5 separate regions of the Homo sapiens genome follow, and all the other regions are linked to region 1. A link is a loop called in an ENCODE intact Hi-C map of the cell type or tissue named here. Cell type or tissue: sigmoid colon. All regions are shown on one strand. Region 1 holds the start of MIR4289 (microRNA 4289). Region 2 holds the start of LINC02843 (long intergenic non-protein coding RNA 2843). Region 3 has its middle 42 kb from the start of S1PR3. Region 4 has its middle 44 kb from the start of LINC02843. Region 5 has its middle 59 kb from the start of SPATA31C2.

What was found. A loop is a pair of places that touch in the nucleus more often than their neighbours do. Peaks named below come from ENCODE experiments on the same cell type or tissue, not always from the same donor. Only the 100,000 strongest peaks of a DNase experiment are listed, where the experiment ranks them.
Region 2: it touches region 1 in a loop (2.4-fold over the local background); 8 of 110 quality-filtered maps call a loop at or near these places.
Region 3: a loop joins it to region 1, with 3 times the contacts of the local background. A loop is called at or near these places in 3 of 110 quality-filtered maps.
Region 4: a loop joins it to region 1, with 3 times the contacts of the local background. A loop is called at or near these places in 31 of 110 quality-filtered maps.
Region 5: it touches region 1 in a loop (10-fold over the local background); 2 of 110 quality-filtered maps call a loop at or near these places.

Annotation. Positions count from the first base shown.
Region 1 is chr9:88,743,433-88,748,432 of GRCh38, reverse strand. It overlaps MIR4289 (microRNA 4289), which reads left to right and starts at 2,528; the gene lies at 2,528-2,597. RefSeq lists a silencer at 425-719 and an enhancer at 616-1,304. In sigmoid colon, no CTCF peak of the experiment used is centred here; DNase peaks (open chromatin) are centred at 472, 1,812, 2,622 and 2,972; H3K27ac peaks cover 2,850 bases.
Region 2 is chr9:88,650,503-88,655,502 of GRCh38, reverse strand. LINC02843 (long intergenic non-protein coding RNA 2843) reads left to right here and starts at 3,343. Exons shown (of 4, transcript NR_144626.1): 1 at 3,343-3,542. LOC105376135 (a long non-coding RNA gene) reads right to left here and starts at 3,654. Exons shown (of 2, transcript XR_930098.2): 1 at 3,437-3,654; 2 at 2,630-3,314. RefSeq lists an enhancer at 2,475-3,674. In sigmoid colon, no CTCF peak of the experiment used is centred here; a DNase peak (open chromatin) is centred at 3,062; H3K27ac peaks cover 566 bases.
Region 3 is chr9:88,947,108-88,952,107 of GRCh38, reverse strand. No RefSeq gene overlaps it. Among named protein-coding and RNA genes, the nearest start is that of S1PR3, 42 kb to the left of the region's middle. In sigmoid colon, no CTCF peak of the experiment used is centred here; DNase peaks (open chromatin) are centred at 1,677 and 2,437.
Region 4 is chr9:88,605,188-88,610,187 of GRCh38, reverse strand. No RefSeq gene overlaps it. Among named protein-coding and RNA genes, the nearest start is that of LINC02843, 44 kb to the left of the region's middle. In sigmoid colon, no CTCF peak of the experiment used is centred here; no DNase peak of the experiment used is centred here; H3K27ac peaks cover 185 bases.
Region 5 is chr9:88,195,232-88,200,231 of GRCh38, reverse strand. No RefSeq gene overlaps it. Among named protein-coding and RNA genes, the nearest start is that of SPATA31C2, 59 kb to the right of the region's middle. In sigmoid colon, no CTCF peak of the experiment used is centred here; DNase peaks (open chromatin) are centred at 1,513 and 3,034; H3K4me3 peaks cover 1,131 bases; H3K27ac peaks cover 278 bases.

The DNA of each region.
Region 1 (5,000 bases):
AGACTCTAATGAAGTTGACCTCTTAGAAGCAGAAAGTAGAAGGGCAGTTACCAGGGGCTGGGGAGTAGGAAAAAACTGTGTGGATTTTGGTCAAAGGGTACAAATTTCCAGTGATAAGATACTTAAGTTCTGAGGATCCATGAACTGCATGGTAACTATAGTTAATAATACTGTACTGTATGTTGAAAATGTGCTAAGAGAGTAGAACTGAAGTGTCCTCACACACACAAAAATAATGGTAACCATGTGAGGCAGTGGAAGTGCTGATTAGCTTCATCTTGGCCGTCACTTCATGATATGCACATGCATCAAATCATCACATTGTACAATTAACTGTATACAAGCTTTATTTGTCAATTACATCTCAATAAAGCCAGGGGGTGGAGTCGGGAGGGAGGAACTTCTGTCTTGCTCTAGGTTTATGCAGTATCTTGTAAAGACAGCATGAGTCATCATCACTATCTGGCCCAGCCAAGTACTCTGGGGCCCTTTGTGCTGCAAATCGGTTCACACACACCAACCAGTGTCTTCTCATGATGCACAGCTGGAAGTAATTTCTTTTTAAGCTTTAAAAAAATTCAAGACACAGCTTATCCTTGGTGTCCACCCGCAGGTAGTCAGGCCCTGAGAACATGTCACCTGTGGGCAAACGCTAACTTTCCCAAGACCAGGATTAAGTGTTGAGTGGGAGGTGAGGCCTTTGTCCTGCCCCTCTCTCCCTGTGTGGACCGACTGACCAACCCGCCAAAACACTTTGAGAGCCACTAGACATAGTAGCTTACTTCTTCTCATGCAGATATTCCTTGGAGGAGCCTGGTGTATTTATTTTAAGAGTTGCTTTCAGAAACAGAGGACCTCTCTTCTGTTTCACAAAATACATGTCACAGAGAAGAACAAACCCACCCATGGCCAGCCTCTGGCTGTGTAATTGCTACTCTGCACAATAGGAAATGAGTGGCCACGGCACAGGTAGCCCATTTGGGAGTCGCCTAGAGCCCTGTCCCTACAAAGAAATTATAACGTAGCAAAAAACCAGAGGCTCCCTTCCTTGAATATCCAGGCTTAGGCCTAGAGCACGGAAACAAGACCAGTGTAATTACCTCGCATGCATAATCACTGCTGAGACCTGAGAACAGAGGCCGGGCCCTGCCTGGCCTTCGGCTGTCTGGCCATAAGCAAGCAGCCACTGAAACCAGGCAGCTGGGGTGCAGGGTGTTTGTGTGTGTGAAATGGCTCTGCTGCCCCGAAGCAAGGAGCAGGGAGATGGCTTTTCCCTGTGTGGCTTACCTGGGTCAGAATCAACAAGCAGGAGCATAAAACAGAGATCAGACCCCAGGAGGAAATGACAGCCAGGCCCACTTTGTGTGCACGAGTGAGGGTAGGCATGGGGAAGATTCCTGTTTGCTTGTCCCTTTTAAAAAAGCAAAACCGGCACAAGACTGTGGTCAGGAGCTCAGTATACAGGAAGGGGCCGAAGTCTGACAGCCTTCCTCAGAGCCCCGGGTGGCCTGGGGAGGAAGGCATGCTGCCCTGAGACTGCTGTGCAGGGATCCCTGGAATTCTCCTCCAGCATTAGCTGTGGTAGAAGGGACTTTTCTATTTTGTGATTCAATCTTTTAGTTAGATTGCTTGGGGGACTTGATACTAGGAAAATTTTAATGGTTTTACCTAAACAAGGGATAACCTTGTTTTGGAAGCTTATGATATGGAGGAAAGAGTTAACTGTAAAATCGGCAGGCCTGGGGAAAACAAAACCAACCAAGCAGTAGCCAGGGTGGGTGCAGGGCTGTAGCCAGAGCTCCGGGCTGCCCCACGGCACTCCCACTGCGTCAGGGAAGCCTTTTCTGGCCTCCTAGTTAGGAGGCATCTCCTATTACACACTCTTGGAGCATTTTGTAATTCTTCTGAGAGTTTATTACCCTAGCCAATGAATAATTGTGGAATTACTCAATGTTGTCTCCCCCTCTGGAACATGATACAAATGTCAGCTCCATGCCTGACTTGTTTGTTGCGGGATTCCCTGCGCCTAGACTAGTGCTTTGCACATGCAAGGAGCTCATATTCATTGAATAACTGGATGGGAGGGTGGATGGGTGGGTGCATGGATAAGAATGAATGGTTGGATAGGTGGATGGACAGATTGAACAGACAGGCAGGTGGATGGATAGATGGATAGAAAGATGGATGAATATAGATGGAGATAGATGGGTAGATGGATGAATGGGCATGTGGGTAAATGATTGCAGAAATGCATAAATGAATGAGTAGATAGATGAATGGGTGGGTGAAGTGGATGGGTAGATGAATGGATGAGTGGATGGGTGGATGGGTGGATGGATGGATGGATGGAGCCCACAAGGTCATTAAAGCATTTTGTTCTCTAACTTCTGAACTGAACTCCACTGGTTGTCTATAATAAGAGCTTTTACAGAGGGAGGTTGAACACCCAAGCATGTTGGACATGAGTGACAGCAGCTAGCATGGTATCTCTGCCCTAGATGCACTGATGGCAGCAGAGAGCTCTGTCCCTTGGGAGGGCATTGTGCAGGGCTATCAGGCAGTTTCCTGGGCCCTGTCTGCAGAGCCTAAACAGATCACATCTGGCCAGTCTCAACAGGGCCTCCTTACCCTATAAACCATGCATGTATTTATGTAACACTTCAGGCCTGATGGAGACCAGATGTGACCAAATGGTGCTTTATGCGGCCCAGGAATGCTGAAATACCAACATAGACATCTTTTATGGCTGCTCTTGCTCAGCAATCTCTCTTTAAATCTTAGGTTTGAGCCCTGATATACAACCATTAACTTCATTCTTCTGTGAAACAGAAACATCTGGCAACATCTATTTGATTTGTTATCCTTATAAGAGAAATACAACTATGTACAACTTCTATTCTCAGTTAGTGTAGTACAGTAAAAAGAATGTTGATGGGGAGGCAAGAAACCCAGACCCAGCTCCGCCCTGTACCTCCCTTACTGGCTGGCCTTGGGCCAGTTGGTTCTCACCAGGACTCAGTTTTCCATTGGTAATTTCAAGAGCTATCATTTATTAAACACTTCCTGAGTTCTAGGCACCCTACCTTGTGCTCAGTAAAAGCTACAGATCATTGCCACAACTACACCCCTATTCAAATGTACAAATGGATACATAGGCGTGAGTTTCCAATACCCATCATCCTTAGGAGGCAGATCCCAGTCTCAGTCTTCTGACTCCAAAACCACCTCTTCCCATTAAACCAAATGGCGGCTTTCACCTGCAAATAAGGAAGTGCAGCTGAATTGCTATTTTCTGAATTTGTGTTCCTTGGACACTTCTGTTGGGAGCGACTAATAAGTCTTTTGACCCCTCTCCAAAGAATGTGTGTTTAGGGACACTGAGGAAGTGTCCCTGAACACACATTTGGGATTTTGGATGCCCACAGAACATTACAGATGCTACAAGAATTTAAGCCTGTTTACTGTGGGGTTTCCTCATTGGGCCGCTAGAATGCCTTTGTCCCCTGAAACTCCTATTAATATCTTGAGGATCACTGATGCACATTCATACAAAAATGTTGATTGAATAGGTTTCATGCTCCTGGCAGGACAGGCTGTGTCTCTGCACTCAGGGAGCAGCCACCTTACTGACCCAGGTGCAGCTCAGCCCTGATTGCCCCTTCTATACTTTCCTGTTTATACAGAGCTCCTCCCTTCTCCCTCCATGGATGTATTTACAATGTAGAGATGCTGTTAATACTGTCGGCTGCTGCTACTTGAGAAAGCTCACCACACACTTTCCATGGGGATTGGGAATGGAGTTGAGCAGCCCCATTTAGTTTCACCAAGAGTAGTGGGACCTTGTGTACTTGTTTTAAAGTCTCACTCCCTGAAAGGGCCAGAACTGGATTCTGAGTGACATCTACCCAGTGCAATTTCTCCATTGAATAGAAAGAAATGTGCAAAACATTCTAATTATGCTTTTACAACAAGCTTTTTAAGAAAAATTACATTGCAAAGACCCAATCAGTGCAAAACTTGCCCTGAAGTTCCTTACAGTTTAAAATCACCATATCCCCTCTGCCCCTTCAGCTTCCTTCTGCAATTTAGGGTGCTCGTGACGCAGAAGGGTTAGGGGCTGCAGGAGGTCCACGTGCTTTGGCTCTGATCACAGACTGCAGCTGTAGCTTCATCTCTGTCTCTGCTCTACTTAAGGACAGCTGCCCTCAGAATGCCAGGCTGGAACATCTAAATTCTACTAAAATGATCACTCACTCAGAATCAACAGCTAGGAAGAGGCCACAGAGCAGAGCCCTTGTTAATTTGGAACATGCCAAACTGCAAAGATGGTCCATAATGCCCCAGCAGAGCGTGTGAGAGCCCAGCATCGGATTTGATGCCACCTGCCCAAGGCCCAGGCCAGTGCAGCAGCGCTTCCTCAGATGGGTGTGGGCTTCGGAGCCCTGAAACGCTTCCCAGCCCAGAAGCAATAAAGCCCCAGTATGTCCTTTTCTGCAGGCCAGCACCCTGTCCACAATCCCGAGGGATGAGGGATGGCCGCGTCATCTCCCACTAACAGCGAAGCCCAGGGTGTGCAGTTCCACCCCCTTCCTAAGATAGATGTGAATTTAGAAAACCAAGAAGAGAGCCTCTTGCCTCCATGCAGCACTTCTGAAAACAAGCAAAGCATTTCAGGGGAGGAGCAGCAGGCGGCTCTGGAGCTTTGCACAAACCAGCCGGGAAGGCTTTGACTGGAAGGCAAGCAGGGCTACCTTTTGCCATGATGATCTTTAGAGGCCCACGTTTCTTCTTATCCTTTCTTTAAAAACAAAAACAATACTATTATTTCTTAATTGTCTGAACTCAAACAAATTAGAGTCCAGGGCCAGGTGCAGTGGCTCATGCTTATAATCCCAGCACTCTGGGAGGCCGAGGAGGGCAGATCACAAGGTCAGGAGATCGAGACTATCCTGGCTAACATGGTGAAACCCTGTCTCTACTAAAAATATAAAAAATTAGCC
Region 2 (5,000 bases), 93 kb after region 1:
GACTGCCCCCTCCAGTGCTGGGCTTTGGCCATGCTGACCTTTCCTCTGTTCCAAGAAACAAGCCAAGGTCCTAGCACTATAGCACTCCTTCTCTCTGGAAGGCTCCTTCCCTCCCATTCCTAACCAACACTACCCTCCTTTAGGGCTTCTGTGATTGCCACCTGCCCCAGATCGCTCTAGTTCCCTGTGCATCATGGCTTCATGCCACCTCGTCTTGCACCTGCAAAGCACTTACACATTTCATGAAGCCAGGGACCATGTCTCTTTCTTTGGTATCTCTATCCTTCACTTTCTTATTTTTATAAATTTAAGGGGTACAAGTGAAGCTTTGTTATGTGGCTATATTGCATAGTGATAAAATCCAGGCTTTTAGTGAAACCATCCCCTGAATAGTGTAGATCATGCCCATTGAGTAATTTCTTATTCCTCACTCTCCTCACCCTCCCACCCTTCCCAGTTCCAATGCCTATTATTCCACACTCTGTGTCCACGTGTACACTTTATTTAGCTCCCACTTATGTGAGAATATGTGGTATTTGACTTTCTGTTTCTGATCTGTTTCACTTAACATAACAGCCTCCAGTTCCATCCTTGTTGCTGCAAAACATGATTTTCTTCTTTCTTATAGCTAAGTAGTATTCCTACATATATATATACACATTTTTTTTATCCAATCATCCATTGATGGACACTTAGAATGATTCCATATCTTTGTGATTAGATGCTCAGAAATACTTGTTGAAACATGGCTAAATCATACATACCAGGCTCCTTCTTTATTTCTCTCTCTCTCTCTCTCTCTCTCTCACCTCTGCCACTTTTAGCAACAGCTGCATTCCAAGCAGGAAGACGGAGGTACAGGTTGAGTGTGTATCCCTCGCCCAAAATGTTTGGGACCAGAAGTGCTCTGAATTTTGATTGTTTTCAAGTTTTGAAATATATGTATTACACTTACTGGTTCAGCATCCCTAACACAAAAATCTGAAATGCTCCAATGAGCATCTCTTTGAGCATCACATCAGCACTCAAAGCGTTTTGAATTTTGGAGCATTTTGGATTTCGGATTTTCTCACTAGGCATGCTCAGCCTGTATCAGAAGAGGCTCAGCCAAAGCCACTTCCCTGCCTTAAACTGAGCTCCATGGCCATTCTCAGCTATGAGGGCTTGATAAAGATTAAGTTTTATTTATCTTTGCAGCCCCTACAGCAAGTAAAGATGAGCAAAAAGAGGTTAAACTCAGAACTAAAATGTCTAGAGCCACCTCCATCTACCCCACTGCAATGAAAACACAAGGACATAAGCATTTACTGCAGTATTGTTCCCAGTGGCAAAAAGCTGGAACTCAAATAAACGCCTAATGACAGAGGAATGATGAAAGAAATTCTGGCTCATACACACCACAACCTATTACACAGCCACTGAAAAGAATGAATTAGAGCCACATTGATGACTCTGGGAGATTTCCATGAGCAATTACAGAGTAAATGAAACCAAATGCAGAAAAAAAAAGTCTGTTTTATTATCCCATTTCTAACAAAAATGAAGAAAAGCACTCTCTAACATCTGTGCACATACATGCAGGTAAGCGCGAGTGAGCTGAAAATTATAGGCCACATACTGTTATCATGAGTTACCTGTGCAGAAGGCAGAGAGAAAGTTTGGGAAAGGAAAGAGAAGAAGAAGAGCAAAGAACAAAAAGAAAATTTTTGAAAAGAAATGTTATAATATGATCCATTAATGTATTAACTTAAAGATATATGTGTGTTCATATGCACGAAGAGAAAACTTTATATGTTGTCTCTTCTTTTCTGTCTCTTAAATCAGGCTTGCAAGACTTTGGCAATTTCCCACTTGTTTTGAATCCTCAGAAAATATCGTATCTCCAGAAAGTAAACAAAAATTGACCAGATAGCATTCCCTTAATGCAGTTCCAGTGACTGTTCTGGATAAGAAAACAACACTTCTACATTCAAACCCCCAATTGCCATTTGAATCTCATCAAATGAAATTTTAGTTTTTCTTTCTAGCTTATGTTTTTCCCTGGAGAAACAAGTCTATAAATGTTTAAAACTGGCACTACTTCTCATAGTGAATAAAATATTGTTGTGTAGAAAACTGGCTCCAGGAAATTAAAAATCAATATACTTTGAGAACTAAAATAGGATGGAAAAGTTGCTTTGTCCAGATTGCAATGGCCAGGCAATGCAAAACAAAAGAATTGCTATTATAAAATGAGAATTACAAGAGAGCATTTTTCAGCTTTGTATGAGAAATGCAATTGACCGAGTGAAAAAAATTAACCCTGTTTGTGTTTCATTCAAGTGGCCATCTCTGCAACTTACTGCTAATTTGCCTTCTTTGAATTTACCATTCCTGGTGGCAAAATCATTTGCTCAGAATTGTTCTAGTATTGCCCAGTCATACTTTTCTAATTAAGATTCCTTGCTGAATGTTCTAACTTTGACCTCATTTCAAAGTTACTTTCATTTTAAAGCTTGACTCAAGATCTTCAATTCTTATATCTTAAAAATCTTAAATGTTTTCTGTTTCTGTTATTAACTATACTAGGTTAGGGATATTTAAAATAACAGCTGATAATATGGTTTTTAAAAATTGTGAGAATGATTGCTAATGTCTGGCTCTCACTTTATTAAGAGGACATGGGAGCCTTTGAAAGATGGCTTGCCTGTCTACCTAGGGCTGACCCCCAGGTCCAGATTTGAGAGTCTGGGCTGGCTGACTGCTGGGTGGCTTTGGTAGAAGCTGGCTTGTCTTCTGGTTCCATTTTTCTCTCCACCCCAGTATCTTGGGTTACTCTGGAAAACTATGCGATGCCCATGTGCGCACCCAGTTAAAGGGCATTCGAGTCTTTGCCCGTAGAAATTTCATAAATAGAATATGTAATGAGCCATGCATGTCTTATCGCTAAGGAATCCAGGGGAATCTGAAACTTGGATGACAAAGTCTCTTATGGGTCTTTCCTTCTCACACCACTTGATACAGCACGACTATCTTGAAGTCAGCCAGCGGCCTGCAGAGGCGGTCTTTCCATCTGTTTCAGAAAACCCGGTGGCTTGTGCAACCTGGGAAACTTGCCCACAGCCATCCCACGTGGTGAGTCAGCTCTCTGGCTCCATTATCTACTGTCTCTTCCCAGATGTGACTCCCTGTTTAGGAGCAAGCAAAGTTATGGGGACCCAGGGGAGAAGCAGACACTCACCTAATGCACAATCCTGCTGAGAATTTACCCAAACCCAAGGAGGTGGAGATGGAGTAGAGCTTGAGTCCTTTCCACGACTGTTAACTGAAGATTTCTGTTGTGACATCACATAGAATTTTGACTAGCATTCACCAAGGATGAACTGAAAGCAGGATCTGTCTCACCATACACTGAGAACTGTAGAATATGCAAGGCACATGGAACTTATTTTCTTACGTATAAAAGCGTGTATATGCTCCTTATACATCTGTCCTAATGCTTTCCAACAGTCCTCACTCTAAGCCTCACCAAGACCCAGATGAGGAAACAAAGGCACAGAGGGGTGAGTCACTTGACCAAGTCACAGCACTGGAAAGGAACAGAGTTTCTGTGTTTCCTTCTCCAAGAGAAGCACTCTTGGCTATAGTGCTTCTGATTAACCAGTGATTCCCATACAGTGGTCCCTGGGCCAGCAGCATCAAAATCACCCAGGAACTTGATAGAGGTGAAAAGTCACTGAATAAGACTTACTGAATCAGAAACTCTGGGGAATGTGGCCCAGAAATATTTGTTTGAACAAGCTTGTCAGGTGATTCTCATGCACACTACAGTTTGAGGAATATTGAACTAGGCCTTTGGAATGAGGTTTTTCATTACTGAGTGTTTTAGGGGAATTCTTGGGCAAATATCAGAAGAGATTCACTAGGAGTCATTTCTGGGTACAAGTTAATAAATAGGTTTCCTTTCTGAGGTACTACATGCAATAGTCAGAACTGTAAGAAAGTATATTTATGAACATATCAATAAAAAATGTATTCACTCTGTGAAAATAATATTCCCCTTAGAAAAGCGTTCACATGAACTTGGTGATTGATCTCATAGGGTGCAGTCGGGAGGGGTCAAGAGTCACCCCACATCTTGTATCTCAGGTCAGCCCACTTCTTTCCATCTCTGCTCCCATCCTGGCCCCAACTATGCTCATCTCTCACTCAGAAATCTACAGTGGCTTCCTAACTCGACACCCCTTCTATTCTGAAGCTCATTCAAGCTGTTCTTCACATTGAAGCCAGAGTGATTTTTCTGCAAATCTGAGCTTAAGTAAAGCCCTTAAAGAATTACTATTGTTCACAGGATACAGAACAAAATGCCTAACAAAGCCCCTGAGTCAGTGGGACATGGTCTGCCCATCCCTTTACCCCAAGAGACATAGAATGCAATTCTCCATTTCACTGCTTGCTCCTAGTCACCCCAGCAATCTTTTATTTTCTTAAAAACACATAGCCTTTTATGCCTCAGCTACTTTCACGTTTGTCCCTCTTCTTTAAATGTTTTTCCCCTCATTTCACTGTTTAAGCCATATATACCCTTCAAAATTCAGTTCAAACCTCACTTCAAGAAAACCTTTATGTTTTCACCAGAGAGCTTACAGTGTTTGGCATCCCATCAAATATTATCAGGCATGAAAGGAAGGAAAAAAAGCCCCGTAATGGGCCGGGTGCAGTGTCTCACGCCTGTAATCCCAGCACTTTGGGAGGCCAAGGCGGGTGGATCACGAGGTCAGGAGATCAACACCATCCTGGCTAACATGGTGAAACCCCATCTCAACTAAAAATACAAAAAATTGGCCGGGAGTGGTGGCGGGCACCTGTAGTCGCAGCTACTCGGGAGGCTGAGGCAGGAGAATGGCGTGAACCTGGGAGGCAGAGCTTGCAGTGAGCCGAGATGATGCTGCCGCACTCCAGCCTGGGCGACAGAGAGAGACTCTGTCTCAAAAAAAAAAAAAGAAAAAAAAAAAAAGAAA
Region 3 (5,000 bases), 200 kb before region 1:
TAGCAGACCCCAGAAAGCAAGCCCCATGCATCATAGCACAGGCCAGGAACAAGGTGATGACCCTCCCATGATGGTCTTCATGATGACCATGAAGTTGGCCAAATATCACTGCTGGCAACATTGCTTGACTTCTACCCATAGAAAGGTGCTGGGTATTAGTCAGGGTCCTCTAGAGGAGCAGAACCAATAGGATGCGTGTGTGTGTGTGTGTGTGTGTGTGTGTGTGTGTGTGTGTAGACAGAGATACTGATTTATTTTAAGGAACTGGCTCATGTGATAGTGAAGGCTGACAAGTACAAAATCTGCAGGGCAGGCCAGCAGGTTGGAGACCAGGGAAGAGTGGAAGACTTGATGCTTCAGCTGGAGTCCAAAGGCAAAGGCAGTCTGGGGGCAGAATTCCCTCCTCCTAGGGAGAGGTCGGTTTTCCCCTAAGGCCTTCAACTGACTGCATGAGATCCACCCACATTACAGAAAGGAACCTGCTTCACTCAAAATCTACTGGTTGAAATGTTAATCAACTCTTAAAAATACAGCAGGTGTTTGACCAAACATGTGGGCACCATAGTCTAGCCAAGCCACCACATAAAGTTAACCATCACATCAGTGACACCATGGGAGCAACACAACTGTGCAGCTATCTGGAGAAGTGTTAGGTGGGAGACATTGTTAAACTGCGTTGGATGCATGTATCTGCTCAAGGACATGCACATGTACACACATGTCTGCACATGCATTCACAATCACATGTGCACATGCACAGATACACACACATGCACACACACACAATGCATGGATCACAGCATGAGGCAATGACCACACAACAGTGCCCATGAGGTGAAATCATTAAACTGAGGTCTTGATTTGACCATCCTCCAAACACACATTTTTCTATGTAACACAAAGCAGGTCAAAAGCCATTCTGCATCTGCCCAGAGCCCATCTCCCAGAGGCCAGGTCTGTAACTCACAACCCAAGGACTTTTACTGGTTTCTGTTTGATCCTCCTCTCTAGGAAACTAGCCCTTAATGCATGAGGAATGAAATTCTCACTATCTGCAGCTAATCAAGCCATGTTTGTTATCCCTAGCTAGTATGACTCATTAATTTTCTGCCATGGTGTTTACCTCACAAAAAGTATTCTAAGTAATCCGTGCCTGCCGTGAAGAGTTTAAATGCAGTATTTTGACTTTTAGTGGACAGTGACGTCTTTTTACCGCAATCCATTTCTCTCCATTCTTAAAAACAATGGGGATAAAAATCGAAGTGTTTGAAGAGCTACTCCTTAAATACTCTGACTCACACTGGACGATCTCACTGGTGTGTGCTTCTTGCAGGCAAAATAATAGACGAGTCTTCGTTTTCCTGGGCTTTTAAATTCATGATGTTTTCAATAATTTTAAACTTATGACAGTGAGCACATTTAAGTGAAAGTTTTTGAAACTGTTTTTGTCTTGTTTGCCTTTGTCTGTGATGTGTTTATACAGGACTGTTTCACAACTATGCTATTGTGAAAGACATGAACAATGAAGATGTGTGAACAAGCTCTCATGGCCCAGGGGATTATAGCTGTGCATGAAGTAGTGAGTGGAGGAGGGGGCCAGCCCAACCCTAAGCAGGGGCTGCAGGCAGCCCTGCGGACTTTGCTGGAAAGCCTGAGCCTCTCTGGGAACAGGGCACATCTCTTGAGCAGAGTCAGGTCATGGAGCGGCTCTGGTTGGGGAGGAAGGGGCAGCTCCAGCTGCTAAGCTTGGCTGAGAAGATGCCACTGGCCATTCTAGGGCAAGTATGCCAAATGCTTCTGTGAGCAAATGCCTTTGCTTTTGGTTGCTTTCATCAAAGTTTCAAAGAGATCTGTGACCCTCTTCGTTTGGGTGTTTGGCTGGAGTGTGATGAAGGTGTGACTGCAGGGCCTTGTGGTGGAGGCAGGAGTGTGTAAACAGCCCCACTGGGTGTGGATGATGCATGAAGATTCTCAGTTGCTAGTTGAGTCACCAGGTTGGTGGCTGGAAGCTTCTTCAGAACTGGGCAAAAACAGTAATGAGATTGATTCCCAGCTTTTATTGGCCTAATGAGCTGGCACTAATTTGGACATGCCACTTCACACTCAAGTTTGCATATCTATAAAATTGAAAGGGGGCAAAGTAATCCCTTAATAGTAGGCATTTTAACATGGACACACTCGGGTGCACAGAGTGCCAAAGTGTTGGCCAGGCATGTTTGCAATATGAAAGTTTGAACTAGATTTCTCTTGGGGAATTCATATACACATTATAAAATACATGGTGTATTTATATGAGCACTGGGGAAAGAAGTGACAAGAGATTTGTGGAGTGTAGGTGAAGCTGTTGAAGAAATCCAGTCTGCATTCAGCTCTGTACTTGGCAACGTTTCTGGAAGGACTAGCAGCAAACGCTTCTATTCTGGGAACAGTCTCTCCCACCTTTGCACTTTCCCCATCAGGCGGGTGTGGGCCTTGGTGATTAGCTGAGTCTGAAAATAAACGGCGCCTCTGTCTCCAGGGTCAGATTCCAGATGCTGAACAATAACCTGCCAGCATGGGGGAGACTGAAACAAAAGCCTCTCAGGAAGTGATGCTCCATCTTGGTTGAGGAGTTGGCACGTTTCCAGAAGGGATGTCTCCCGGCTGTCAGGCCATCGGGACTTTCAGCGTTCTGCATGTGGCTCCACTGCAGAACACACACACTCAGAACAGCACCAACATTGTGTCAGCACCCCATTATAACTTCCCCTGTTTTCCTTTCCATAAACTCAAGAATTCTTCTCTGGCAAATTTCATTTTATGGAGATGCTAATATTCTTCATCTAATTCAATTTTCCCGCACCCAAACCTTCACCCATAAGAGACAATATCACAGCCTGAGAGAGGAGGCTGGCTCTGTAGGAATGGCTTTGAGAGCATTCGAATCTTCTCATCATTATTTCTGATGAATCGAGACTGGCAGGCATTAGCCAAAGTCAGAGGAAATCAACTAACACCTCTCTCCCATTACAAAGGAGAAGTAACTTAAGAAGTAACTTAAGAAGTAACTTAAAAAGTAACTTAAAAATGTTGAAAGATGTCATGTGTGGTGGCTCACGTATGTAATCCCAGCACTTTGGGGGGCTGAGGCGGGAGGATCACTTGAGGCAAGGTAAGGCGTAGGCAACATAGTGAGAACCCATCTCTACCAAAAATTTAAAAAAATAGCAGGGCATGGTGGCACGCGCCTGTCGTCCCAGCTACTTGGGAGGCTGAGGGGCCAGAATTGCTTGAGCATAGGAGTTTGATGATGCAGTGGGCCATTATTGTGCCACTGCATTTGGGTGACAGAGTGAGATCCTGTCCCCTCCACCCCAAAATATAACAAAAGTTTTTTAAAAATTTAATGCTGAAAAAGTAGATAGAAGAATCTATTAGCCAAATGGAAGGTGAGTTTTGATAGGAAGAGATGCAGCAAGTGACACCCTGCCCCTCCCCCACACTGTGCGCACAGACACAGACACATGCACACAGGGACACATATGGATATGCATGCACACACGTGCATGCACATGGACACACACACGCAAACACATGCACAAACACACACATACCCACAGGTACAGGTCTTCACACATGCACACATACTCATGCACACAGAGACACACATACATGCACATGTCTGCACACCTGCACACATACCCAGGCACACACATGCACACATACCCATGCACATGCGTGCACACATACACACATGCCTGCACACATACCCATGCACATACATGTGCACACACATGCACATGTCTGCACACATGCACACATACTCATACACACAGAGACACATACATACATGCACATGCATGCACACACACACATCCAGGCACACACATGGGCACACATGAGCACACATCTTATGGCAATAGCCCCACAGCCCTCTTTGCTCATCTTGCCCTGTTTGGATTCCTGCCCCATGGGACAGGGTTAGTGACTGTCTACTTATAATGATTTCGGGACCAGGAGAAACTATTCCCCCACCATCCCCACTGTCTCCTACCTCCTTCACTTAATTCTGCTGACTCATGCCTAAATTAGGTGCTCATTTTGTTTGAAACCAAGTAAGACTTTTATGATTTGTTGAAAATCCCCAAATCTCTGAGCCCAACCGTCATTGAATCTTTATATGATGTGTTTTCAAAGCCCCTCCTGAGAACATGTGCAAAAACTCCTGCAGGAGCAGTGAGTTTGGGAGCTGTGAATGCATCTTTGCCTTCTCATCTGTGATACACCCAGGGAATTTTTACTATAAACAAACTTGAAAAAACTTTCCTAACATGTAAGCCCTTTGTCTCAGCAATTCTCCTTTCAGGTTTGTTTCCTAGAGAAAGTCTATGACTAAGCAAGAGACACACACAAAGAGATTTGTAGCAGCAATTTTTAAATGCAGAAAGCTAGAAACAAGCCAAATGTCCATCAACAGGAGATTGGATAAATAAATGGTAGTATAGTTCCAAAGTAGTAAAAACACAAGGTCTTAGATTACTTCTAATAATGTAGATAAGTCTCTCAAACAAAATGCTCAAGGATAAAAGCAAGTTGCTGAAGAATGCATGTGTTATGACACAATTTATAAAGCATTAAAGACATACAAAGCAAACACGCAGAACCTTCTAGCAAATTTCATGGGAAATGCAGCATGAAAAATGGTTGGGAATGAGGGACCTGACAATGGGGACGCAAGTGACCTCTGTGGAGCACAGAGAGAGATTCTGCTGGGGAGGTGGTGTTCCAGGCAGGTAGGATGCTCATTTTATTATATGTTATTCATTTTCATATACCTGCAATATTTAATAATGATAAATATGTATAATTATATTGTTATATGACCATAAATACTAAATAGAATAAATAAAACATAATTAAAAATCAAAAGAGGCAAAGTGTGCTACAAGTATTAATTTTTCTACACAAGTCATGAGTGTTAAATGAATGCAATGTTATATTCTGAAAAAAAAGACTTACTA
Region 4 (5,000 bases), 140 kb after region 1:
CCAAAAACTGACAAATGGGACCTAATCAAACTAAAGAGCTTCTGCACAGCAAAAGAAACTATCAACCGAGTAAATAGACAACCTACAGAATGAGAGAAAATATCTGCAAACTATGCATCTAAAAAAGGTTTCATATCCAGAATCCATAAGGAACTTAAACAAATTTACAAGCAAAAAACAAACAATACCATTAAAAAGTGGGCAAAGAAGATGAACAGACTCTTTTCACAAAAAGACATGTATGCAGCCAGCATGCATATGAAAAAATGCTCAACATCACTAATCATTAGAGAAATGCAAATCAAAACCACAGCGAGATATCATCTCACACCAGACAGAATAGCCATTATTAAAAAGCCAAAAAATAACAGACGTTGGTGAAGTTGCAGAGTAAAGGGAACACTTAAACACTGCTGGTGGAAGTGTAAACTAGTTCAGTCATTGTGGAAAGCAGTGTGGCAATTTCTCAAAGAACTGAAAACAGAATTACCATTCAACCCAGCAATCGTATTGTTGGATATATATCGAAAGGAATACAATTTGTTCTGCCATAGTGACACAGGCACACATATGTTTACCGCAGCACTGTTCACAACGAAGACATGGAATCAACCTAAATGCCCATCAACAGTAGACTGAATAAAGAAAAGTGGTACATATATACCATGGGATCCTACACAGCCATAAAAAAGAATGAGATTATGCCCTTTGCAACAACATAAATTGAGCTGGAGATCATCATCATAAGCAAACTAATGCAGAAACAGAAAACCAAATAGTGTATATTCTCATTTATAAGTGGGAGCTAACCAATGAGAACACAAGGATACAAAGAAGAGAACAACTGGACACCAGGGCTTACTTGAGGGTGGAGGGTGGAAGGAGGAAGAGGATCAAGAAAAAATGCCTATTGAGTATTATACTTATTACCTGAGTGACTAAATAATCTGTACACCAAACCCCCATGACACACAGTTTACCTATATAACAATCCTGCACATATACCCCTAAACCTAAAATAAAAGTTTTTTTAAAAAACTATAGAAAAAGAAGAGCAAACTAAACCTAAGCAAGAAGAAGGAAAAAAATAAACATTAGAGGAGAGATAAATGAAGTAGAGAATAGAATGACAATGGAAAAAATTAATAAAACATAACATAGTTATTTGAAAAGATCAACAATGTTGAGAAAACTTTGGCTAGACTAACCAAGAAAAAAGAAAAAGAGTAGACTTAAACTATTAAAATCAGGAACAAAGGAGATGTTGCTAACGATATAGAGAAATTAAAAGCATTGTAAAACAATACCGTGAACAATTGTATGCCAACAAATTAGACAATTTAGATGAAATGGACAATTTCTGGAGACACACAAGCTACCAAAATTGACTCAGGAAGAAACAGACAATCTGAATAGACCTATAACAAATAAAGAGATTGAGTCAACCCTCCAAAAGCTTCCAATAAAGAAAACCCCAGGACCAGATGGTGAATTCTACCAAATTTTTAAGAATTAGTAGAAATGCTTCTTAGACTCTTCCAAAAAAATAGAATTGAGAAAACTTCCTAACTCACTCCATGAGGTCGGCATTACCATGATACCAAAACCAGATAAAGACATCACAAGAAAACTATAAACCAAAGTCTCTTATGAATGTAGATGCCAAAACACTCAACAAAATACTAGCAAACTGAAGACTGGGCACAGTGGCTCACACCTGTAATCCCAGCACTTTGGGAGGCCAATGCAGGCATATCACTTGAAGCCAGGAGGTCGAGACCAGCCTGACCAACATGGTGAAACATCATCACTACTAAAAATACAAAAATTAGCCTGGTGTGGTGGCACATGCCTGTAATCCCAGCTACTCGGGAGGCTGAGACATGAGAATCTCTTGAACCTGGGAGGCAGAGGTTGCAATGAGCCAAGACGGCACCATTGCACTCTAGCCTGGGTGACAGAGTGAGACTGCATTCTACCCCGCCAAAAAAAAAAAAATACTAGCAAACTGAATCCAGGAGTATATTAAAGATATTATACATTATGTCCAAGTGAGAGTAATCCCAGGAATGTGAAAGTGGTTCCAACATATAAAAATCAGTCAAAGTAACACAGCATATCAATAGAATAAAGGAAGAATATCCAGGTGTGGTGGCACATGCCTATAATCCCAGCTACTCGGGAGGCTGAGGCAGGAGAATCGCTTGAACCTGGGAGGTGGAGGTTGCGGTGAGCCAAGATCGCGCTGCTGCACTCCAGCCTGGGCAACAAGAGCGAAACTCCGTCTCAAAAAAATAAATTAATTAATTAAATAAAGGAAGAAACTGATTCCTCGGTGTGTTGCATTCTGGATTCAGAGCTTTCCACACCCCAATAAATTGCCCTAAGATCACCAATTATAAGTTCACTGCAGAATTTAATAGATTTTAATCTTTCTGTCACTTGATCCCTCAAGGACATGAGGCCTGTTGGCCACATGCTTCTGGTTCTCCTCATGCCTTCCAAACATTTCTTTCCAGTCTCCTTCATGAGGCTTCCTGCCTACTCTTTGACAAGTGACCTTCTTCTGTTCATACTCTAACATCTGCCTGAATACAGTAATCCACATTTTGGTTTAACTGCCACCTTATATCATATCCCAGGATCCTCCCCTGCCCTCCAGACCCATGTATCCTTTTGCCCACTGGATAATGCAAACTGGATAATTCCAAGTTGTTCAAGTTCCACGTGGCTAGAATTGGACTCCTTATCTTCCACCCAAAACCTTCTACTATTCCATGATTATTTGATAATTTAAAAGAATAACCACAAGCCTATTATTATTAAATAGTCCAACCCAGTTGTCCAAAGCACAACCTTGGAAATCACTGCTGACCTCTTCCTCAACAATCAGCATTCAAGAGGTCACTAAATCCTGAGGATTAGTCTTCTGTCACAGCTCTGCCGAAATCTGTACCATCTGTTTCCTGGAATGTTACTTTAGGCTCCTAAGTGAATTTTCTTCTTTTTTTCCCCTTCAATCCGTTATCCACATTGCAACCAAAGTGATCTTTCCGTAACTGATGTGATCCCATGACTCCGAATAATACCCAAGATACACGAACATATACACAAATAATAGTAACAGCATTATTTCAATTCTTAAACATTGCTGGATTCTTTCAGATCCAGCTAAAACACCCCACTTTTGGCTAAAAAATGACTTAAAATTTCTCTTAAAATCCTATACATATAAGGACACCCTCTTTTGTGCCCCAACACTTCTCCCAAACACACATGAACACCTCCTACCTCCTACCTCCTACCTAGCTATGGTCAACCACTCAATACACATCTCCCCTGCATGACTTCAAGGTCCTTGAAGAATGAACCTTATTGTTATTCATTTCTATATCCTCAGGGTATATATCACTGTCTGACATGTTATGAATTAAGAACTTAAGAACTATTTCTACATAGTCAATGGATTATTATGAATTATAATACTATCCCAGACAGTACTAGTTAAAGTCTGCTACTTATTCTGAGACCAGCACAGGGCACCATAATTTAATGTGCACATGGAGAAAGGAGAAAATATGAGAAAAGAATCTAACGTTCGGAAAATTATACTTATTGGGAGACTAAAGAACATCTCAACTTGAAAAATGGAGGCTGAGGAGGGATTTAAATACATCTTCAAATACAGCCATTAATGGTAGAAAAGAAATCCCTGCAGGCTGAGGAGACCAAGCCTCTATTCTACTAACTAGCTATGGGAACCCACGCTTTCTGGGCCCAAGCTTTTGTTCCTGTTAAATTCTAAGGCTAGGCTCTAAACTCCGTTAAAGCACTAGTGCTCTATGATTCTAAAGTTATACATCACATTAAAGCAGAATAAAGAAAAATACACAGGTGTCAGCATAAGGGACTTTGTTAAACCCAGGAAATATTTTCCCAAAGCAGAACTGGTTTCAGAGTGGAGTGACTGTGAGCAGGGCTGTGCAGACTTGCTTGCTGAATGCCCTGATCAACAGAGGAGTTTTCAGTCATCCTGCAGGATTCGTGTTGTGTTCTTCCTAGAGGGAGTAGAGGGGCTTGAGGGAGAGTTTGAGACAGATTACCCAACCTGAACCTCTGATATTTTCATAAACATTATGTGTCAAAGAAGGTCTTCTTTTCCAGAAAGATCACACCAACTTCTCGGGGCATATAGAAAAAAATCAATGAGTCATCATCAATGCTTCCTGTCATCATAATCATGAGTGACAATCCTATAAAGAGTGGCGTGTTATGGGGTGTAAGGGGAGGGGGGGCTTTTTGTAAAAAGATAGCAGAATTTTGTCCTAAAACTAGAAATTCAAATATAACTGGGAATATATTTTCACAGCAGTGTGAACTTTCCTCTACAAATCCGCAGCAGATGACCTCTGTGCTTGATCTTACGGAAGCTGAATGCCGGGGTGAATTCACTGTTTTCTGAAAAAAGATACAAAAAATCCAGATGGCAGCTTATGGCCTCAGTCAACGTTCTGCCATGAGTCCTCTCCAAGTCTATATTTAGCATGATCTGATTGAGTAAGATCACATGCTCAGAGTAAACTCAGTCCAGAATATCAACTATGATTTACTTCCAGAGGCAGTAATAAATCTCCCTGTTGGAATTTTATTCGGTTTCTGCTGGCTAGGTTCTTTGTCCATTTGTATTATGCCCTGAAGCTGTAAATATGTAGAATTAAAATGGGCAAGAGATATCTATATTTATATCTGTTTCAATATTTCTATTTATATCTATCTGCTCTACTGCTTGCCTCCTGCAGAATGAGATTAATCCCTTTAAATATTATTAATCATGGTCATTTGCTCAAGACAATGCAATAGGGGGAATAAACAGCTTCCAGGAACCACCTACTTCACTGTGGATTTCCCACCAAGAAAAATAAATATTGAATTTTTCTCAGCTACTGAAAATAGCAATTCCACCACAGCAGCAGAAAAATAACCTTAGTAGGTAAAGACAT
Region 5 (5,000 bases), 550 kb after region 1:
ATCTCAGAGATAACTAATACTTTTTCCTTCCCCAAAATCGGAGTCAAAGGAGTTTCTTCTTAGAGCTCCCAATCACCTCTTTCTTTTCTTTCTTTCTTTCTTTTTTTTTTTTTTTTTTTTTTGAGACAGAGCCTCACTCTGTTGCCCAGGCTGGAGTGCAGTGGATCAATCTCTGTTCACTGTAACCTCCACCTCCCCGGTTCAAGTGATTCTCCTGCCTCAGCCTCCCGAGTAGCTGGGATTACAGGCACGTGCCATCATGCCCAGCTAATGTTTGTATTTTTAGTAGAGATGGGGTTTCACCATGTTGGCCAGCCTGGTCTGTCTTGAACTCCTGACCTCAAGTTATCCACCCACCTTGGCCCCGTGAGCCACCACTCCAGGCCAGAGATCTGATTTTTTAAAAATACTCATCTGTTCCCTTGCCATAATGGCATTTAAAAATTTTGAATGTTCTTGTTCCACAAATGTCATTCTCTACGTTATCAATTTGAGGATTCAATATTTTTATCAGGTCACTTTAGAATTCCTACCGTAAGGTTTTGCATGGGGTGTGTGTATGAGTGTGCAATTGTGATCAATGTGAATTACACACCTACAATTGTACGGTCTGTATGCAGCAGACCTGGGTTTACTATTGTCACAATACTAGACATTCTTGTATGTTTTTTGCAGTTCTTACATGTGAGTTTATCTTCTGTGGAAATTTTACCTTGTGGACTCCCTCAGCTGTGGTTGCCTCCCTGAGAAGTAATTTCACATTGACCCATAGGGTACATAGATTCCAACCAGATCACAGGTTAATGACGGGTTCAGGGCTCCTGTGGATGAAGCTGATGCAACCATGTTCATGTGAATGCACCTATTTCCACCCGTGACTGGTGCAGAGGCATTTCAACTCCTAATGAGCCAGCCCTGCACCCAGTTTGGGTCCTGAATACAAGACTCTCCCAGGCTCAACTCTTGTCCCTGTGTGATATTGGGCCCTACCCTTTCTCCTGTTTCAATCTCCAAAGGGGAATTTTTTTAAAGGTGTAGAAAAATAGGGGAAAAATGAACTCATAGATCTCAATCTTGGGTTTGCTAAGAATATTTTCCTAAAAATATGTATATCCTTTTTTAAAAATATTTATACGTTACTAAAGCAAAAAGAAAGTGTTACTTTCCCAGACATGCTAACTTCCCAGCAAATAAAGCTTTGGCAGATTGGCAAGTTTTGCAAATAAACAGGGACCATTCATCATGAAAGATGACAAGCATAGACACTCAAGATACCAGTTTCTAAAACAATGTCTAAACAACGCTTGAGTAAATTACTAACTTTAAAAATATATTTAATTTAAAAATTTCACAATTCGCATGAAGATGGCTTCTTCTTATTAAGAAACGTTAAAATCTTTGTTTTAATTTCTATTGTGAAATTAAATAATTCAAACTTCAAGTTGTTGGAACTTTAAGTTATTCTGAGCCTTGAGACAAATGTGGCTATGCAGCCTGAGTCACGTGCAGCGGCAACTTCCGCCTTTTTTTCCCCCTGTGAATAATTAAGAAGACCAAACAGCACGAGAGAGAAGACCTCCTCAGATCACCATCCCTCCTCATTGAGTAATAAAGTAATCTTCCTTGGCACGTAGCAATCTGTGACCAATCAAATTGCTTTAATGTATGCACTGGTCTCCTATAGAAAATGTTGTAATCCTCTGAAAATGTCTTTGTCTCTGTCTGTAAAAGTGAAACCTTAACTTCTCCACTTGGGAATGCTGACCATATTCATTTGGAGCTGACGCTTCATGAGTGGCTATCCTCAAGCTTTGCACTCGAATAAACTCTATCCTTAGTCATATTTTCTGAATCTCATTATTTAAGGTTGACACTATTTATGAGAAAAAGATGAAACAGAAACAACCGCAGCCAAGGTGAACTGGTCAAAACTGGCTAAGGTCGTAAAATAAAATAGAACTTTTACAACATACAGATGTGAATTAATAAAGTTTAGGCATCTCAGCTGAGAATAGAAGATTTGTATCTGAAGTCTCACAAATCTGGGTTTCATCAACTGCTTCAACTCAGTAAACATTGCCAGGGATTGCTCTAGGCACAATGCTGTGCTTGACAATGGGCATGCAAAGGCGACTAACATGTGCCCTTTGCCTCCCAAACAGCTACTTTTTAACTGATCAACCTCAAAAGTGCTAAACCTGGGATCACCAGACATTCTGCAGTGCAACTGGAACTTTCATGCTAAAAAAATTCAAACCTGCGTCTAAACAAGCCTCTAAATGTAAACATCAGCTTACAGGAAATACAAGAAGCAAAAGAATGTGTTAGTTACACCATAAGAATGCAATTCATCAAGATCCAGACTGTGGAAAATTGAGCAGACCAAACATATGGCCTGAAAGCCAGAAAGAAGAAGGGGAAGTATCACATATTGAAAGAGCTTAAGAGATTTATCAAATGCACGATGTAGACTTTGCATAGAGCCTATTTGAACACACCAACTGCATAAAGTTATTTTTGAGAAAATTTTAAAACAAACTGGGTATTAGATGAAATCAAGAAATATTAATTTGGGAAAGTATGATAATGTGCTGTGATTAGGTTTTTTTTAAGTGCTTATTTTTAGACAGACGTGATACATTTAAGACTGAAAACCTGGAATTTGCCTTAAAATGATCCAGAGAAACATTGAGTGGTGAGGAGAGGAAGGGGTGGAGAGTAGATAAAACAAGATTGGCAAAATGTTTATACTTGAAACTGGGTAATAAATACGTGAAGATTCATTTTATACTTCCTTTATTTTTGTGTATGTTTGAAAATATTTATAACAAAATGTTTGTAGAAGTAACACACAATTGAGTTTGACTCAGCAAAGGAAGGAAAGAAGAAAGGAAGGAAGGAAGGGAGGAAGAGAGGTAGGGAGGGAGGGAGGGAGGAAGGAAGGAAGGAAGGAAGGAAAAAAAAGAAGAGGGGGAGAGAATGTGCCTGTGTGTAGCAGCAGGAAAGCTGCAGTGAGCTTATGAAGATTTGTGGTGACGGCTGGCTGCCTTCCATGAGTGTCTCAGTCTTGGGAAATATCTTAATTCTGCCCGATGTGAGAAGTAATGGAAGGGTAGCAGTATTATAGACATATAATCTTTTTCTCTTCTGCCCACTTTACTTAATCTTCTCATCGATAATTTGGGACTATCTCTCTGCCTTTGGTTGTTTCAAAGTATTTCACTCCAAAATACAGGTCCCTGGTATAATGAGTATTTTAAATTAAAAACCCTTAGAGATCAATAAGCACTGGTTTTCTCCTATCTATACATACAGGTAGGACAGACTCACCAAGGAGAACAATTATTCTTGCTGTCTTCCCTGTTATCTCCTTATCCATTACAGAAAAGAAGATAATAACTTGCTCCAGGGATCATTTAAATTCCAAAGAGAACTATTTACAAGTTAATTTCTGTTTCCCATACAGTCATTCATTCTAGTAATCATTTATTGCCCCTCAATGGAATTCTTCTCTCCACTCCCATAACCTGTTTTACCAGGATCCAAGCTCCCATTCTTTCTGTAACTGACATCAGTGGGCTGCGGGAAGTCCCCAGTTGCTAGTGGGACCTCCACCCCAGTGAGAATAAATTCAAGGCTGAGTCAGAAAATAGTCCAAGTACGGAAATGTATTGCAAAGTGAAAAGTACACACTCAAGAAAGGGGAGTGCAGGTGTACTCAAGAGACAGTCACATGCAAAGGGGTTTGGAGGGGCTGCCTTTGTGGGTTTCTTTAACTAAGGGATGGAATATTCATGAAGATTCCTGGAAAAAGGTGGAGATGTTCTGGAACTCTAGTGCTACTCATTTTCACACCAAATATGGATGTTCCTGGAACTGTCATGGTGCTGGTGGGTGTGTGATTTGTATGCTAATGAGCGTATAATGAGGTTCTAGGTGAAACCTAGGTCAAATCCAGTGCCACATTGAGTCCGGTTAGTCTCACCCAGCTTAGTCCGCACCCTGGCTTTTAGGGTCTTATCAGCCCATAGTTTCTGCAGCTATTTCTACAGTTTCCTTTTGCTAGCCATGTGAAACCACTGCCTGGAATTTTCTATTCTCCTGCAACCACCCTTGTTATTCCTGTCTCCTAACCTCAGAATGGTATATAAGCTTCTGTACCTCACTGGGAAGTTGGGTCTTCATTCAGAAGGCCCCCGATGTATACATGTTAAATGAATTTGTATGGCTTTTCTCCTATTAATCTGCCTTTTGCAAGTTGATTTTTCAGTGAAACTTCAGAGAGGGTCAAAGGGAAAGCCCTGCCTTGGCCCCCACATGTTATTGAGGTATGTTTCTCATGGATAAAAGCAATCTTTAAGTGATTCTTGGAATTTATTACTACCTTACTGGTAACTCCCTTTGCTTCTATAAGAAACAAAGGCAGAAAGTTGTAGTAAATTCCAGGGCTCTCCATAGAATTATTAACCCGTTATAAAAGTAATAAAGTTGCTGAGAAATTGCCTGCTTGTTTTTTAGGTGTCCTTTGGCTTATTTTGTTTATATACATTACCTAACACCCTAAAACTTCAGGGCCAGGATGTGGGCTATCATGGGTTCCAGTGAGGATCGTGAAGGAAACCAAAATATTTCGCTCCAAAGTATCCTTCTTTGACGTATTTTGAGATGGCTGTTCAGAGGGCTTGCAAACAGAAGTAGCCCTGAAAAACTGTCTTTCCTGGGAAACTTTGCATCTGTGCAGAATCTGCACGGTGCAGCCAGGCCTCCTCTGAGGCCCTCTCTTATCCAGATCTAAAAAAGATTAACTGAGAATCCAACATCTTTAAAGGTCTGAAGGAAACTCTTACCATGTATTCTCTCCGAGAGCTGCAACCTGTGAGGTTTCATCATCTACATAACAGGACTCCCCTTTGTGAGACAGGCCTCTTCTCTCCCTCCATAATCTCTTACTGCCATAATTTACGTTGGCCGTGCTCTGAGCCTCCATTCTTTCTGTAACC